3 separate regions of the Homo sapiens genome follow, and regions 2 and 3 are each linked to region 1. A link is an interaction called in ENCODE POLR2A ChIA-PET data of the cell type or tissue named here. Cell type or tissue: K562. All regions are shown on one strand. Each heading gives the region's core, and the rest is flanking DNA. Links, peaks and the distances in the headings are about the cores only.

Region 1 (4,866 bases), core at 274-4,273:
CTTTGAAAAAGAAGACTCATGCCTATAATCCCAGCACTTTGGGAGGCCAAGGTGGGCCAATCACTTGAGGCCAGGAGTTCGAGACCAGCCTGGCTAACATAGTGAAACCCCATCTCTACTAAAAATGCAAAAAATTAGTTGGGCGTGGTGGTGCACTGCTGTAATCCCAACTACTCAGGAGGCTGAGGCATGAGAATCACCTGAACCCCGGAGGTGGAGGTTGCAGTGAGCTGAGATGGCGAGAGTGAGACTCTATCTCTAAAGAAAAACAATTAAAAAAAAAAGTTCAGGGGACATAGGAGGAGTATTAAGTATTTTAAAATTATTATTATTATTTTTGAGACAGAGTTTCTGTCTGTCATCCAGGCTGGAGTGCAGTGGTATGATCTCGGCTCACTGCAACCTCTGCCTCCTGGGTTCAAGCAGTTCTTCTGCCTCAGCCTCCCGCGTAGCTGGGACTACAGGTACCTGCCACCACGCCTGGCTAATTTTTGTATTTTTATTAGAGACGGGGTTTCACCATGTTGTCTAGGCTGGTCTTGAACTCCTGACCTCAGGTGATCCCCCTGAGCCTCAAAGTGCTGGGATTACAGATGTGAGCCACCGTGCCCGGCCAAGGAGTACTAAGTCTTTGTGGAAGAGTCAGGAAAGGCTGTGAAGAGGAGCTGCCCTTTAATTGATTCTAAAGGATGAGTAGGAATTTTCCAGGTAAATGGAGGGAATAGTGAATGGGCAGAGGAAACCATTCTCACAGAGGCATGGAGGCATTGGAGACAGGAATATATAGTGGACCAAAAGTAATCCAGTAGGATGAGTGGAGAGTATGAGGTCCTGAGTGGTAGGAGGAGAGGCTGGGCAGAGGAAGGCAGGGCTCAGATTCTGAGGGTCCTTAAATGCCATGCCAAAGAGGTTAGACTTTTATTCTGAGAGTCTAGGGAGTCTTTGCAGCCTGTAGAAGAGGAGAATACATATAAGAAAAGTGAATGAGCCGGCAGGATGGAAATCTGATTAGCGTCTGGCATGGCTGAGTATGTGGCCTTTAGTAATTGGACCTCTGCAGCTTTTCTCCTCCACCTTTGTCTCGGCTTCCACAGAGTGAGGAATGTGATGCATGCTGGAGACGGGTAATGTGACTGACCGAGAGCCCTGATGGACAAGGTGACGTTGGTGATAGCCCTTGGTGTGGAACAGGACCTGAAAGAACAGGAGCAGGGGAGGTTGAATAGAATTTAGCCAGCCTTCTTAGGAACACTCCCAGCAAACCCTTCTCTAACCCTGAAGGCTTTCACAGCTCACTTTGCCGTGCATTTAGAAACTCCTCAGCCCAACCGCTCCCTCTTTGTTCATTTGTTTTACATTTTACAAACATTTGAGGAAAGGCACTGGTTGTGGGGCATCAGGAAATTGTTGCGGTATGTTCCTTGTTTTCAAGATGCTTATGTATTGTGCGGGGAGGGGAGGATGTGTATCCAAAACACTGTTGCACAAGGCAGTACATTGCAAATGTAAGGGAGACACAGACATTTGTGGGCAGAATGAGTAGGATTTTGCTAGGAGGAGGTGCGCTGTTGGGCTTTCAGGATAGGAAATCCATGAGCAAAGGTGTAGAGCTAGGACCCTGCAGAGAACCCCAGCACAAGGAAGGGGAGTGCTGTGTGTGTGATGGGGCCACTTGCACCATGACAGAGCTTACAAGAAGAAAGTGAGGAGGGAGTACGGCACAAATGGGGAGGCTGTTAAGCAGTTGGGCCTGGGGAGCCATTCATAAGCTTTGACTTGAAGTGACGGCGTCAGAGTTGTGCTTTATTTAGGACCTTAAGGGGTTGGTTGGAGGGAATAGAGACTGAATTTGTAAAGACAAAAGTTAAGAGTCTGTTGTGGTGGTTCAGGTAGAATAACAGCCTGAATCAGGCTGGTGGCTGCGGATTGGCAAAAAGGGCAGACATCAGGGAAGGAGGCAAGGTAAAATGCTAGAATCATCAGGACTGGACTGAGGAGACTGGTGGCTAGAGAGATGGTATTGTCATTGTCAGAAATAAAGAAGGAACTGGTCAGGCAGTAAGAGGAAAAGGCTCTGGTTTTGGAATCTGAAGACCTGAACTCATGGCCTCCCCCAAGCTCTGAGATCTCCCTAGGTTCTTTTTACCCCACTGTTAAAAGGGAACAGTAATGCCTACCTCATAAGATTACAGTGAGAAATAAAATGCTTTATTAACATTGTTAGTGTCTGTGCTGTTGTTTAAAAGAGGGTTGGGTTGGGTGTTGAGTTTGGATATCAGACTTCTAGGAGTTATCCAGGCAATTGGAAATTCAGTCTGGAGTTCTGGGCATAGGATGGTGTTAGAAATGAGTGTTTTTATAGTTTTCAAAATGACAGCCAAAGCCATAGAACAAGATGGCCAAGGGGAAAGTTTGGAGGAAACAGAACAGGGCCACTGACAGACTACTGGAAAAAACTGGCATTCAGGAGACAAGAGCGGGGGACGGGGTGGGGAGGCACATCAGGAGAGGTCAGGTGATGCGTGAGCAGGGTGGGAGGGAAGTGCTTCAAGAGGGAAAGGCTGAGTGGCCAGCAGTATCGAATGCTGTAGGAGTCAAGAAGAGGGCATTAGAGAGTTTAGAAGGCCACTGGTGGGCCAGGCATGATGGCTGACGCCTGTAATCCCAGCACTTTGGTGGGAGGCCAAGGCGGGCAGATCACTTGAGGTCAGGAGTTCGAGACCAGCCTGGCCAGCATGGTGAAACCCCGTCTCTACTGAAAATACAAAACTTAGCCAGGCATGATGGCGGGCGCCTGTAATCCCAGCTACCTGGGAGGCTGAGGCAGGAGAATCGCTTGAACCTGGGAGGCAGAGGTTGCTGTGAGCAAGGATTGTGCCACTGCACTCCAGCCTGGGTGACAGAGTGAGACTCCATCTCAAAAAAAAAAAAAAAAAAAAAGGCCACTGGTGGCATGTGACAACTGCGGTTTCTTCTGTAGTGGGCAGATTCCCATTGAGTAGATGGTGGGATAGTACAGTCAACACGCGTTGATGACTCTCGAGATGTTTGATGGTGAAAGGAAAAACAGGAGATGGTAGCTTTGCAGATAAGCAGGGGCAAGGGAAGGGGGGTGGTTTTCCTTTCCTTAGTTTAGGAGCTTGTTTGGAGTGGGAGGAAGAGAAGAAGAGACAAGGAGAATATTTGGTGCGGGGGAAGAGAGTCACACATGCTGAAGGGGTTAGCCAGCCAGGGAAGGAGCAGGGGTGCTCTCAGAGACAGGACAGCTGGGAAAGGCTGAGGGAGTGATTGTGGAAATTAAATCCAGCACCTCATGGAAAGCAGCTGACGGGTTGTCATATAGTAGGAGCTCAGTAACTGTTTGGTCGGTTGGTCCTGCCTTCTGTCTGATTCCCTTCCTTGTCCTGAGCTCAAACTCATTTCTCCAGCTGCTTGCTGGACATGTCACCTGAGCCACCTCAGTTAAAAATCTTATCTCTAAAATGTTTCTGAGTTCCTCCCCCATTTTCCTCCATCTTTCTGTCGTCATTATCTCTTGCCTGCATTATTAGAATTACTTCCTAACTGGACTCCCCCCTTACTGGTCTCTCACTTGCTGGTGCACACTTGGCACTGCTACTCAGGAGATCTTTCTAACCCACAGCCATCTGATCATGTTACTCCCCTGCCTCAGCCTACGGGTGTCTCAATGCCTGGTGCAGAAGGTGTGTCGCTGCTGTCCGTCTGTTGTGCTGCTTCCACCTCTCATGTAGTCTCCCGACACTCCATGTCACCCATGCTGCTCCTCAACACACTGAGCTGCTTCCTGGTCCCTGAACTTGCCATGATCTGCCACGCCACGCTTTGTTCCTCTGGCTAGGATGTCCTTCCTCCTTCTGCAGGCCCAGCACTTGTTGACCTAGCTTGGCATCAGCCCTTTGCAGAACTGTCCTCGGCTTCCCCAGGCAGTGCTTTATGTTCTCTTCACACAGTCCTAGAGTGCAGCACTTGAGCTGTATTGCAATTAATTAATTTCCTGTCTGCCTCCCCCACTGGGCTGTGAGCTCACTAGGGGCACCTGTAGTCCTAGTACCCAGCATGAGGCTTGGCATAAAACCTGGGAGAGCCTCGGTGGCTGTTGTTGAATGAAGTAGCGAATGCTCTGCTTGATGGAGAGGTCTGTGGCACTGTCATGTTTTAACTTGGTGTGTGCCCAGGTTTTCTCTCAGGTAGAGAGGACCCCTGTTCCTCTGCAGTGCTGGGGTCGGGGGGTGGTGGCCTTTGTTAGGTGGGGTTCCTGGCTGGCTGGTTGGCAGGCTGGTTGGTCAGGACTCCCTCTCCTGCTGATGTCTGGGCTCTTGTCACCAGATGGGACTGAGTATGGGCTGAGTGAAGCTGACATGGAGGCCTCCTACGCCACAGTGAAGAGCATGGCGGAACAGATAGAGGCCGATGTCATCCTTCTGCGGGAACGGCAAGAAGCTGGGGGCCGCGTGCGTGATTACCTGGTCCGGAAACGAGTAGGAGACAATGACTTCCTGGAGGTCAGGTGAGGAGGCCGCGGGACATTTTGGGGTCCCCATTCTTCACAGAGGTTGGTGACTGAGCCTGTGGCACTTGGCGTGTCAGCTCCATCCTTTCCCCTCCTGAGGCGGGGAAAGAGTGTCCAGGTGTCTGGAGACGTGGGCTCCTTGCTCTAATTCTGCACTTCCCTGTCACTTTGGGAAGAGCACGAGAGAGGCCAGCCGTGCATTCTGTGGCCATTCTCTGTGGGTGTGTTTCTTTTCCCTTCAGCCTGTGAGCCTGGAAACCAGGGTCATGGAGAAGAGCCTTTTGTGCCTCTGGTAGCCTTGCGGCTCTTCCTGGCAGCACCCAGAAGCTAGTGGG
Region 2 (4,866 bases), core at 269-4,268, 1.2 Mb before region 1:
GTATGTTGATTTAACAGTTAAAATACACAGACTCTTTGAGAAATTCTTCTCAGAACCTCTTCGCCTGAGACACATTTGCACAAAGACGCACATACAAGGATGTTCCCGTATCGTTGTAATAATACAAAACTGGAAACCTAGGTATCCATCAACTGGAAATGGGTTAAATGAATTATGTCCTAACTTCACTAATGAACAGTATGCAGTCACTTAAAACAAGTGTATGTAACAGAGGTGAAAGAATCACTAAAATCAGTTGTTCTAAGAAAAAGCAAAATACACACGTAGGCGTGTGTGCGTGTGTGTATGTGTTTGTGTTTTTTATATAAAAAAATTCAGCTAGGCGCAGTGGCTCACGCCTGTAATCCCAGCACTCTGGGAGGCCGAGGCAGGCGGATCACAAGGTCAGGAAATCAAGACCATCCTGGCCAACATGATGAAACCCCATCTCTATTAAAAATAAAAATACAAAAATTAGCAGGGCGTGGTGGCCCATGCCTGTAATCCCAGCTACTCGGGAGGCTGAGGCAGGAGAATCGCTTGAACCTGGGAGGCGGAGGTTGCAGTGAGCTGAGATCGCGCCACTGCACTCCAGCCTGGTGACAGAGCAAGACACTGTCTCAAAAAAAAAAAAATTCAAAGTCACCTGGAGCCTCTGTATTTTTTTACATAAAAAACTATACATCTGTGTATGTCAGACATATGTCTGAAAACAGTATCACGAAGAAAGAGCCATCTTAAGCATGTGGCTCTGAACTTGGAATAACGGCACTAGCACCCAGCCCCACCCTCAGCCTACCGTGGGGCCCTGGGCAAGCCCCTTCAGCCTCTCCATGCCTCAGTTTCCCTTACTGTTCAACAGGCATAGTGGGAGCGCCTCCCTAACAGGGATGGGGAAAGGAGCCTGTGCACTGGAGTCCGAGGTGCCAGCATCCACCGCAGATCCACTCACCGAGGATCATGGAGCAGCGCTGGGCGGGTTCCTGGCCCGTGAGCAGCGTGAAGTGTTCGGGGTAGTAGAACTCCAGGGCTTCCAGGAAGGCCTCATAGCCCCTCTTGCCACGGCAGCGCAAGATGTCCATCAGGCGCCCTACAGAGTAGTGGGGGGATGTACCCAGGGTCTAGGGGAAGGCCTCCCCAGGTGCCTGGTTGCTTCTGCCCCCACCATGCTCCAGGCCCACGTTCCCCAGATTTTTGAGCCAGTGACACACACAGGGGCCTGTCCCAACACATCAGGGAAGAGAAGAGAGCCATTCTGCCACAGCCAGGGGAGCACATTCCCTCATGACTCCTGGGCTCCCAGAGCTCCCCAACACCCCCCACAGACACAGATGCCGGCCCGCAAATGCAGCCTGCCTTTTCAATGGCACAGAGAAGCCCCCTCTATCCCCAGAAGCAAAGAAAATACTTCTCCCATTGGCCATGCCTGAAATTCCACCATTAAAGACCATTCCATCATGCCTTTTTGAGTTCTGGTTCAAAGGCACACCCTGTGGGAGTGGGGACCCACGTAAAGCTGAGACGGATCTTGACACTTGAAAAAGGACTCCCCCAGGAGTGTATGGTGCACAGAGGAGGGGACAGACAGAACTCGGAGATCAAAGAGCGCAGGAAAGGTGCCAAGTCCACCGGCTGTGACCGGGAGGTCCCAGGCCCAGCCGGCCCTGGCAGCCACATCCAACCTTCTGCTCTAATGTGGACCCAGGAAGTGGGAGAGAACCCCAAGAGACAAAACTCTGACCCCGGTGTGGGCAACGCGGACCGCCAAGGCGCAGTGGTGGGTGGGGAGGAGGCAGGCTGGTGGGCATACCCAGCCGGCCCACTCTACTGATGCGGAGACCGAGCCCCAGGGCAGCAGAGCCCTAGCTTCGCGCTACACGGCTGTGGGCGCTGCGCCCCAGGGCACGGCCGGCCCAGGTCGTGGCCCACTCGGGACCCGCGGCTCACCGGTGCGGTTGACGCGGCACGGGAAGCGGTAGGTGCTCAGCACCTCCTCCTCGTCCTGCTCGTCGATGACCCGGCACTGGCGCAGATACGGCGTGAGCTTGGCCGGGTTCAGGGCGCGAGCCAGCCGATGCCGGACGCCCTCGATTCGCTCCCACAGCGCGTCCTCCTCCGCCTCAGACCCCGAGCCGGCCCCGGCCTCCTCCTCGGCCTCCCCCGCCTCCGCCCGGCCCGGCATGGCCGTGTCCTCAGGGTCTGCGGGCAAGAGGCGCACGGGGGTCGACCAGGGCTCCCTAGGGCTAGATGTGCGGCCAAGCACCCCCGGGGCGTCGTCCGCAGACCCGCCGTCGGGGGCGCGCCCCGAGCTCCCCGCGACTCACCCCGCACGCTACAGTCGCCTCGGGCTCCCGGGTCCGCACTCGGGCGGCGGCTCCGCCGGCGCAGGGGGGCGGTGCCCGTGGCGCCCCCGGCTCCGCCCCCGTCCCCGCAGCCTCCTGGGCTGCCCGGGCCTCCCCACATTGCCGCCCGCCCCGGGTCGTGCGTCCGGCCCCCGGCCACCCCGCGCGTCCGTCTGCACGCCCTCCCTCCCGGCCGTCCGGCTGCGCCTCCCCCTGCTTCCTGTTTCCCGCCGGCTCTCCAGCCCGGCTCGGCGGGGTCCTGGCCGCCCGCCCACACCTGCCCGGCCTCTGGGCGGGGCGGGGGCGGGCAGGCGCGCTCACACCCCCCGCGCGCCGCGACACACCTTCCCCGGGCCACGCGCATCGCCTCCCCACGCCCACAGCGCGCCCGCCCGTGCGGGGCTAGCCGCTCACGCCCGGCGCAGCCCGCGGGCACTCAAGCTGGGCTTGCCCTTCTCGGGTCCCCACATGCACTGCGGGCGCGGGAGCTTCCCTGGAGCGCAGGACAGCCCCGCGGGGGACAGCAATGGGCAGAGGTCATGGGGGCTTTCTGCAAGATGGGGGTCTGAACCTGCAGGGCAGCACTGCCAACTCCCCTCTTACGCAAACTCCCGTGGCACTTGAGGACCAGGGACCCCACAATTCTCAAAGGGTATTCCTCCAGGTGTTGGTCCCAGAGATGCTGGGGGCGGGCTGTGACTAGCCATCCATACTCCCGCTCCTGCCTGGGAGGCCGGTGGTGTCTTACCATGATACTGGCCGAGTCTACACGGTATCTGCTGGTGCATGCGATACAGTCTCGCTATGCATTAGAAGCTGCCAGGTACCTGCTGCCAGGGAGGAACAGAGGAGGCACAACCGGTACAGGAAAGAGGTGTGAGCTCCCTAATCGCCTTCCACAACTTCTGAATTAGATGCCGTGGACATATGTATTACTTATCCAAAGAATTAAGGTTTCAATCAATAAAGGCTCTGAAAAGCCCTGCTTAAATTAAGGCCGGGGGCGGTGGCTCATGCCTGGAATCCCGACACTTTGGGAGACCGAGGCGAGTGGATCACCTGAGGTCAGGAGTTCGAGACCAGCCTGACCAATATGGCGAAACCCCATCTCTACTAAAAATATAAAAATTAGCTAGACGTGGTAGTGCGCGTCTGTAATCCCAGCTACTCGGGAGGCTGAGGCACGAGAATCGCTTGAACCCAGGAGGCGGAGGTTGCAGTGATATCGTGCCACTGCACTCCAGCAGCCCGGGCAACAGAATGAGACTCCCCCTCAAAAAAAAAAAAAAAAAAAAAAAAAGCCCCAGCAGTAAAGAAACAGATTTAACTTTATATATCCTGGTGTCCTTTTCCAAACTTAATTAACCACAGCCTTTTTTTGGTTTGCATTTGTTGTACATTTGTTTTTGTTTTGGGTGTCACCTGTTTACATGCAGAAGAAATGCTTTGGGAGAACTGAATTCTAGTGCAAATTCCTCAATTAACAAAGGAGGAAGCAGAGCTCAGAGAGGGCAAGGAACTTGCCCAAATTCACACAGCGAGGCCACAATGGGAATAGGCCGGAGCCCAGCCCCTGGCCTCTGTCCTCTCCAAGCCCCGAGTCCAGGCACACACCAGACCTCCCTTTCAATACGTCCTTCCCCTCTCTGTGGCCTTGGTTGCCCTCCCACGCAGAGCGGCAGCTCCTCCCACCAGCAGCCCTACTCCTCGTGAATATTTTTAACTTGGCCAGCAGAGCGGGATGGACGCCTTGGAAAATGAGGCTATGGTTAATTATTTTTTCATCGAGAAGCTAAGCAGGGCCTAAAGATAAGGCACAGAAGCCAAGAGGTCTCTGCAGATAAGTGGACAGAGAAGTGAGGGCACACTGGGTCTGAACAGGCAGGTAGCTGGGTACACCGAGTGCCCCTGGTGCCCAGCATTCCAGGGGAAGCGACAGAGTTCCTTTGGGTACCACACTCCCACATTCACATGTACAATTATACAGGCATGCACACGCACCATCACATACACATGCACACATACACACCCACCCACTGTGGGCATCAAGCCAGGCAGGAGGCAGACAGGGGCGTACCCACTTCCCCACAAACATCTGAGCCTCCTCATCTTTCCCCTGTCCCCGGGCGTCCATAGCACCGAGTGTGCAAGCGTGTGATTAGGTACCATGTTCATTATTGTCCTCTTGTGAGTTCTGCTACATTCATCTTCTCTCTATAGCTATGCCAGGAAGGCGGGCAGGGACTACAGCAGGGACACCGAGAATCTAGACTTTGTACCAGGGGCCCTGGGTTCTATCGCGGGCTCACCGCTATGAGTATTGTTCTTCTTTGAGTCTCCATTTCCCTGTCTGCAAAAGGCAGGCGGTGAGTAGTCCCAGCCACACCTACAAAGGCAGACAGTCCAGGAGTGGAGGGTGCCCTGGAGACCAACATTCAGCCTTAGCTGCATCTACTCGGACAAATTCCTCCCCCTCTCAACTTCTACATCTGAAAAGTGGACAATAGTCCCCCATGTGCAGGGA
Region 3 (4,866 bases), core at 269-4,268, 170 kb before region 1:
CTGTTAAAATGTCCATACTAAACACAGCAATCTACAGAATCAATGCAATTCCTATCAAAATACCAATGACATTCTTCAGAGAAATAGAAAAACAACCCTAAAATTTATATGGAACCACAAAAGACCCAGAATAGCCAAAGCTATCTTGAGCAAAAAGAACGAAACTAAAGGAACCACATAACCTGACTTCAAATTATACTATAGAGCTATAGTATCCAAAACAGCACGGTATGGGCATAAAAACAGATGCATAGACCAATGGAACAGAATATAAAACTCAGAAACAAATCCACACACCTACAGTGAACTCATTTTCGACAAAGGTGCCAATAACATACATTGGAGAAAGGACGGTCTCTTCAGTAAATGGTGCTGGGAAAATGGGATATCCATAAGCAGAAGAATGAAATTAGACCCCTATCTCTCACCATATACAAAAATCAAATAAAAATGGATTAAAGACTTAAATCTAAGACCTCAAACTATGAAACTACTAAAAGGAAGCATTGGGGAAACTCTGTAGAACACTGGACTGGGTAAAGATTTCTTGAGTAATACCACACAAGCACAGTCAACTGTAGGATATAATAAATTCCTCTTCAAAGGTTTTAGCCTGTAAATTGTTTTTTTTTTTTTTTTTGAGACGGAGTCTCGCTCTGTCACCCAGGCTGGAGTGCAATGGCATGATCTCGGCTCACTGCAAGCTCCACCTCCCAGGTTCACGCCATTCTCCTGCCTCAGCCACCTGAGTAGCTGCGACTACAGGTGCCCGCCACCATGCCCGGCTAATTTTTTGTATTTTTAGTAGAGATGGGGTTTCACCATGTTAGCCAGGATGGTCTTGATCTCCTGACCTCGTGATCCACCCACCTCGGCCTCCCAAAGTGCTGGGATTACAGGTGTGAGCCATAGTGCCCAGCTGCCTGTAAATTGTTAAGTACAATGAGTTTTGAGATCCTCTCCAAGGAACCAATGTATCAGTATGTTCAGCTCCCCTGTTCTTTGTTCTCCATTTTAAAGGTTAACTTCCTCCTTCTTCTTGCTTTCTTGCCCCTAGTTTCAGTAAACAACCTTTTCCATCAGTTCTAATCAGTAGTTTACATCTGTTCCCCTGGTCATCTACTCCATGCTGAGTCTCCCCTGGTCAATTGCTCTGTCCTAAGTCACCCCTGGTCACCTGCTCTGACCTGAGTCACCTTTAGTCACCTGTTCCTAACCATCCTTCCTGCCAAACTACTCACTCCACCACTCCGACTCATAACCCTGCTCTCTTTAAAATAGCCAGTCGGAATTAGCTTAGACTGTGCAGTCCAACCCTAGCCAATAGGGGAATGACACAGCAGTAGGGGCTACTTGAGTCAGGAATAAAACCCCCTTCCCCTCCCTTGTTCAGATGTGCTCTCGCCATTGCTCCATCAGTGAGTCACACCCTTTTATAGAAGTAAAATTGCCTTGCTGAGAAAATATTTGCAAACTATCCATCTGACAAGGGATTAATAACCAGAATATATAAAAAGTTCAAACTACTCTATAGGAAAAAAATCTAATAATCTTATTTAAAAATGGGCAAAATATCTGAAAAGACATTTCTCAAAAGAAGTGTGAAAGGAAAATATCTTGGGCCTCCAAAATCACTAAGGAAAACTCAAACTGGAAACTGCTTATGGCAAACCTGCCTTTCATTCTATTCAAAGTCACTCCTCTGCTCACTGAGATAGATGCATATCTGATTGCCTCCTTTGGAAAGGATAATCAGAAACTCAAAAGAATGCAACCATTTGTGTCTCACCTATCTGTGACCTGGAAGCCCACTCCTTGCTTTGCTTAGTCTTCCTGTCTTTGCTTCAGGTTGTCCCGCCTTTCCAGACTGGACCAATGTTCTTCTTACATATACTGATAGATGTCTCATGTCTCCCAAAATGTGTAGAACCAAGCTGTGCCCCAACCACCTTGGGCACACGTCGTCAGGACTTCCTGAGGCTGTGTCACGGGCGTATCCCCAATCTTGGCAAAATAAACTTTCTTTTTTTTTTTTTTGAGACAGAGTCTTGCTCTGTCCCCAGGCTGGAGTGCAGTGGCGCGATCTCAGCTCACTGCAACCTCCACCTCCTGGAATCAAGCAATTCCCCTGCCTCAGCCTCCTGAGTAGCTGGGACTACAGGCACGTGCCACCATGCCCGGCTAATTTTTTTTTTTTTTGTATTTTAGTAGAGACGGGGTTTCACCATGTTGGCCAGGATGGTCTCAATCTCCTGACCTTGTGATCTGCCCACCTTGGCCTCCCAAAGTGCTGGGATTACAGGCATGAGCCACTGCGCCCGGCAGCAAAATAAACTCTCTAAACTAACTCAGACCTGTCTCAGATTCTCTGGGTTCACAGAAGACATACAAATGGCAAATAGCTATATGAAAAGGTGCTCAATGTCACTGATCATCAGAGAAATGCAAATCAAAACTACAATGAAATATCATCTCACCCCAGTTAATATGGCTTTTATACAAAAGACAGGGAATAACAAAACCAGGCATGGTGGCTTATATCTGTAATCCCAGCACTTTGGGAGGCCCAGGTGGGAGGATCACTAGAGCTCAGGAGTTGGAGACCAGCCTGGGCAACATGGTGAGACCCTATCTCTACCAAAAAAATACAAAAATTAGCTGGGCATGGTGGCACGCACCTGTAGTCCCAGTTACTTGAGAAGCTGAGGTGGGAGGATCACTTGAGTCCTGGATGTTGAGGCAGCAGTGATCCATGATCACGTCATTGCACTCCAGCCTAGGCGACAGAGCGAGACCCTGTCCCAAAAACAAAACAAAACAATTTTTTTTTTTTGAGATGGAGTCTCGCTCTGTCGCCCAGGCCGGACTGCAGTGGCGCTATCTCGGCTCACTGCAAGCTCCGCCTCGCGGGTTCACACCATCTCCTGCCTCAGCCTCCCGAGTAGCTGGGACTACAGGTGCCCACCACTGCGCCTGGCTAATTTTTTGTATTTTTAGTAGAGACAGGGTTTCACCGTGTTAGCCAGGTTGGTCTCGATTTCCTGACCTCGTGATCCGCCCGCGTCGGCCTCCCAAAGTGCTAGGATTACAGGTGTGAGCCACAGCGGCCAGCCAAAACAATTTAAAATGAAAAAACTTGGGCTTATGCTGAAGGGAAGTTCAGATCAATTATAAATATTTATTAACCAATTACCATATGGAATTAATTACCATATTAATCAATTACCAAGGCAAAGCATTATGGAGGATATAAGGAGTCCTAAGACAACCTATGCCCTAGGTAAATTTAAAACATAATTAAGGAGGCAAAATATAAACATATAAAAAGAAAACTATCAAGAGACAGCAGTATAAGTATGAGACACGGAAAGAATGAGAACACTCCAATGTGGCCCTTGCCACAGTGCCCTGCACCCCCACCCAGCTGTTCTTCTCCACTCTCTCTTGCATATGACTTAGCTCCTAAGTATTCCTATTGTTCTTAGTAAAATCCAAATTGCAGGCCGGGCATCGTGGCTCACGCCTGTAATCCCAGCACTTTGGGAGGCCAAGGTGGGTGGATCACCTGAGGTCGGGAGTTCGAGACCAGCCCGACCAACATGGAGAAACCCTGTCTCTACTAAAAATACAAAATTAGCCGGGTGTGGTGGCATGCACCTGTAATCGCAGCTACTCGGGAGGCTGAGGAGGAGAATCGCTTGAACCTGGGAGATGGAGGTTGTAGTGAGCCGAGATCGCACCATTGCACTCCAGCCTGGGCAACAAGAGTGAAACTCCATCTCGAAAAAAAAAAACTCCAAATTGCCCAAACAGTGGCTGCTACTCTGCAAGAACAATTCTTCCCTCTCTGAGATAAGAATCATCCTTAATCAATTGTTTCTGAAACCAGCTGAACTCCAGCTGAGCACCCTTGTTAAAGCCCTGTACGACATTTCACCCTCCTTCCCCAAGTTAAAAGGCTCTTTCAGAGACTTCTTATGCCTGGCATTTCTGAAAAGGGACTTCTGCAAACAGTTCTCTGTTTTGTTTTCTAAGTGAGTATTTTAGATAGTAAATTCTATAATAGGTCAAGAAGGACAAGATTTTCTAAATTGAGTAATTAGGGAAGATTAGAAAAAGCAGGCCTTGAAATGAGAGCCTTAAATGATTTGTATGATTCAGAAAGACTGTGAGATGGGGATGGAAGGAGCAAATACCCAAGAAGATAGAAATATACCATGCAAAGTTCTCTGTGACCAGACAAATTAACAGCCAAGAGTGAGAGCAAAATAAAGGCACTTTCAGACATACTAAGGTTCAAAGTTTACCACCTGTATTACATTTCTGAAAGAAATAAGTATTACAGCAAAACAAAAATACAGGAAAAAATAACATCTGGGATGCAAGAAACCATAATGAACAAAGAAAACAAAAATCTTTATAGTTAAATCTAAATAACTGCTGATGTACAATGTTTTTAGATTTTTTTTCTTTTGGTAGAGACAGAGTCTTGCTATGTTGCCCAGGCTAATCATGAACTCCTGGCCTCAAATAAGCCTCCTGCCTCAGCCTTCCAAGTAGCTGGGATTTATAGCAACCACACCTGGCTAATTTAAAATTTATTTCGTAGAGACACTATGTTGCCCAGGCTGGTCTTGAACTCCTGGCCTCAAGTGATCTTCCTGCCTTGGCCTCCCAAAGTGCTGGGATCACTGGAGTGAGACTAGACATATGTGCAAATTTTGATAACAAAGTATGTTTACAGGCAATGGGATGGACTAAAACAGATTCATCTCTTTGCCTCTAATAGTGGCAATGGTGAGTACTGAGCTTGGAGAGGCAGGCTGGGGCTTCACTGTGAACAGCCTTACAAATGTGCATAGGTCT

Evidence for each region. Peaks named below come from ENCODE experiments on the same cell type or tissue, not always from the same donor. Only the 100,000 strongest peaks of a DNase experiment are listed, where the experiment ranks them.
Region 2: POLR2A ChIA-PET joins it to region 1 with 5 read pairs; 1 of 35 experiments calls an interaction of 5 or more read pairs at or near these places.
Region 3: POLR2A ChIA-PET joins it to region 1 with 5 read pairs; 2 of 35 experiments call an interaction of 5 or more read pairs at or near these places.

What each region holds. Positions count from the first base shown.
Region 1 is chr22:38,711,560-38,716,425 of GRCh38, forward strand. It overlaps GTPBP1 (GTP binding protein 1), which reads left to right. Exons shown (of 12, transcript NM_004286.5): 3 at 4,348-4,528. Among named protein-coding and RNA genes, the nearest start is that of GTPBP1, 8.0 kb to the left of the region's middle. In K562, for the core only: no CTCF peak of the experiment used is centred there; a DNase peak (open chromatin) is centred at 2,497.
Region 2 is chr22:37,517,019-37,521,884 of GRCh38, forward strand. CARD10 (caspase recruitment domain family member 10) reads right to left here and starts at 2,397. Exons shown (of 20, transcript NM_014550.4): 1 at 1,948-2,397; 2 at 953-1,090. The coding sequence starts at 2,182. In K562, for the core only: no CTCF peak of the experiment used is centred there; DNase peaks (open chromatin) are centred at 2,483 and 4,005; H3K4me3 peaks cover 1,684 bases.
Region 3 is chr22:38,542,608-38,547,473 of GRCh38, forward strand. All of the region lies in intron 8 of DMC1 (DNA meiotic recombinase 1), which reads right to left. Among named protein-coding and RNA genes, the nearest start is that of DMC1, 25 kb to the right of the region's middle. In K562, for the core only: no CTCF peak of the experiment used is centred there; no DNase peak of the experiment used is centred there.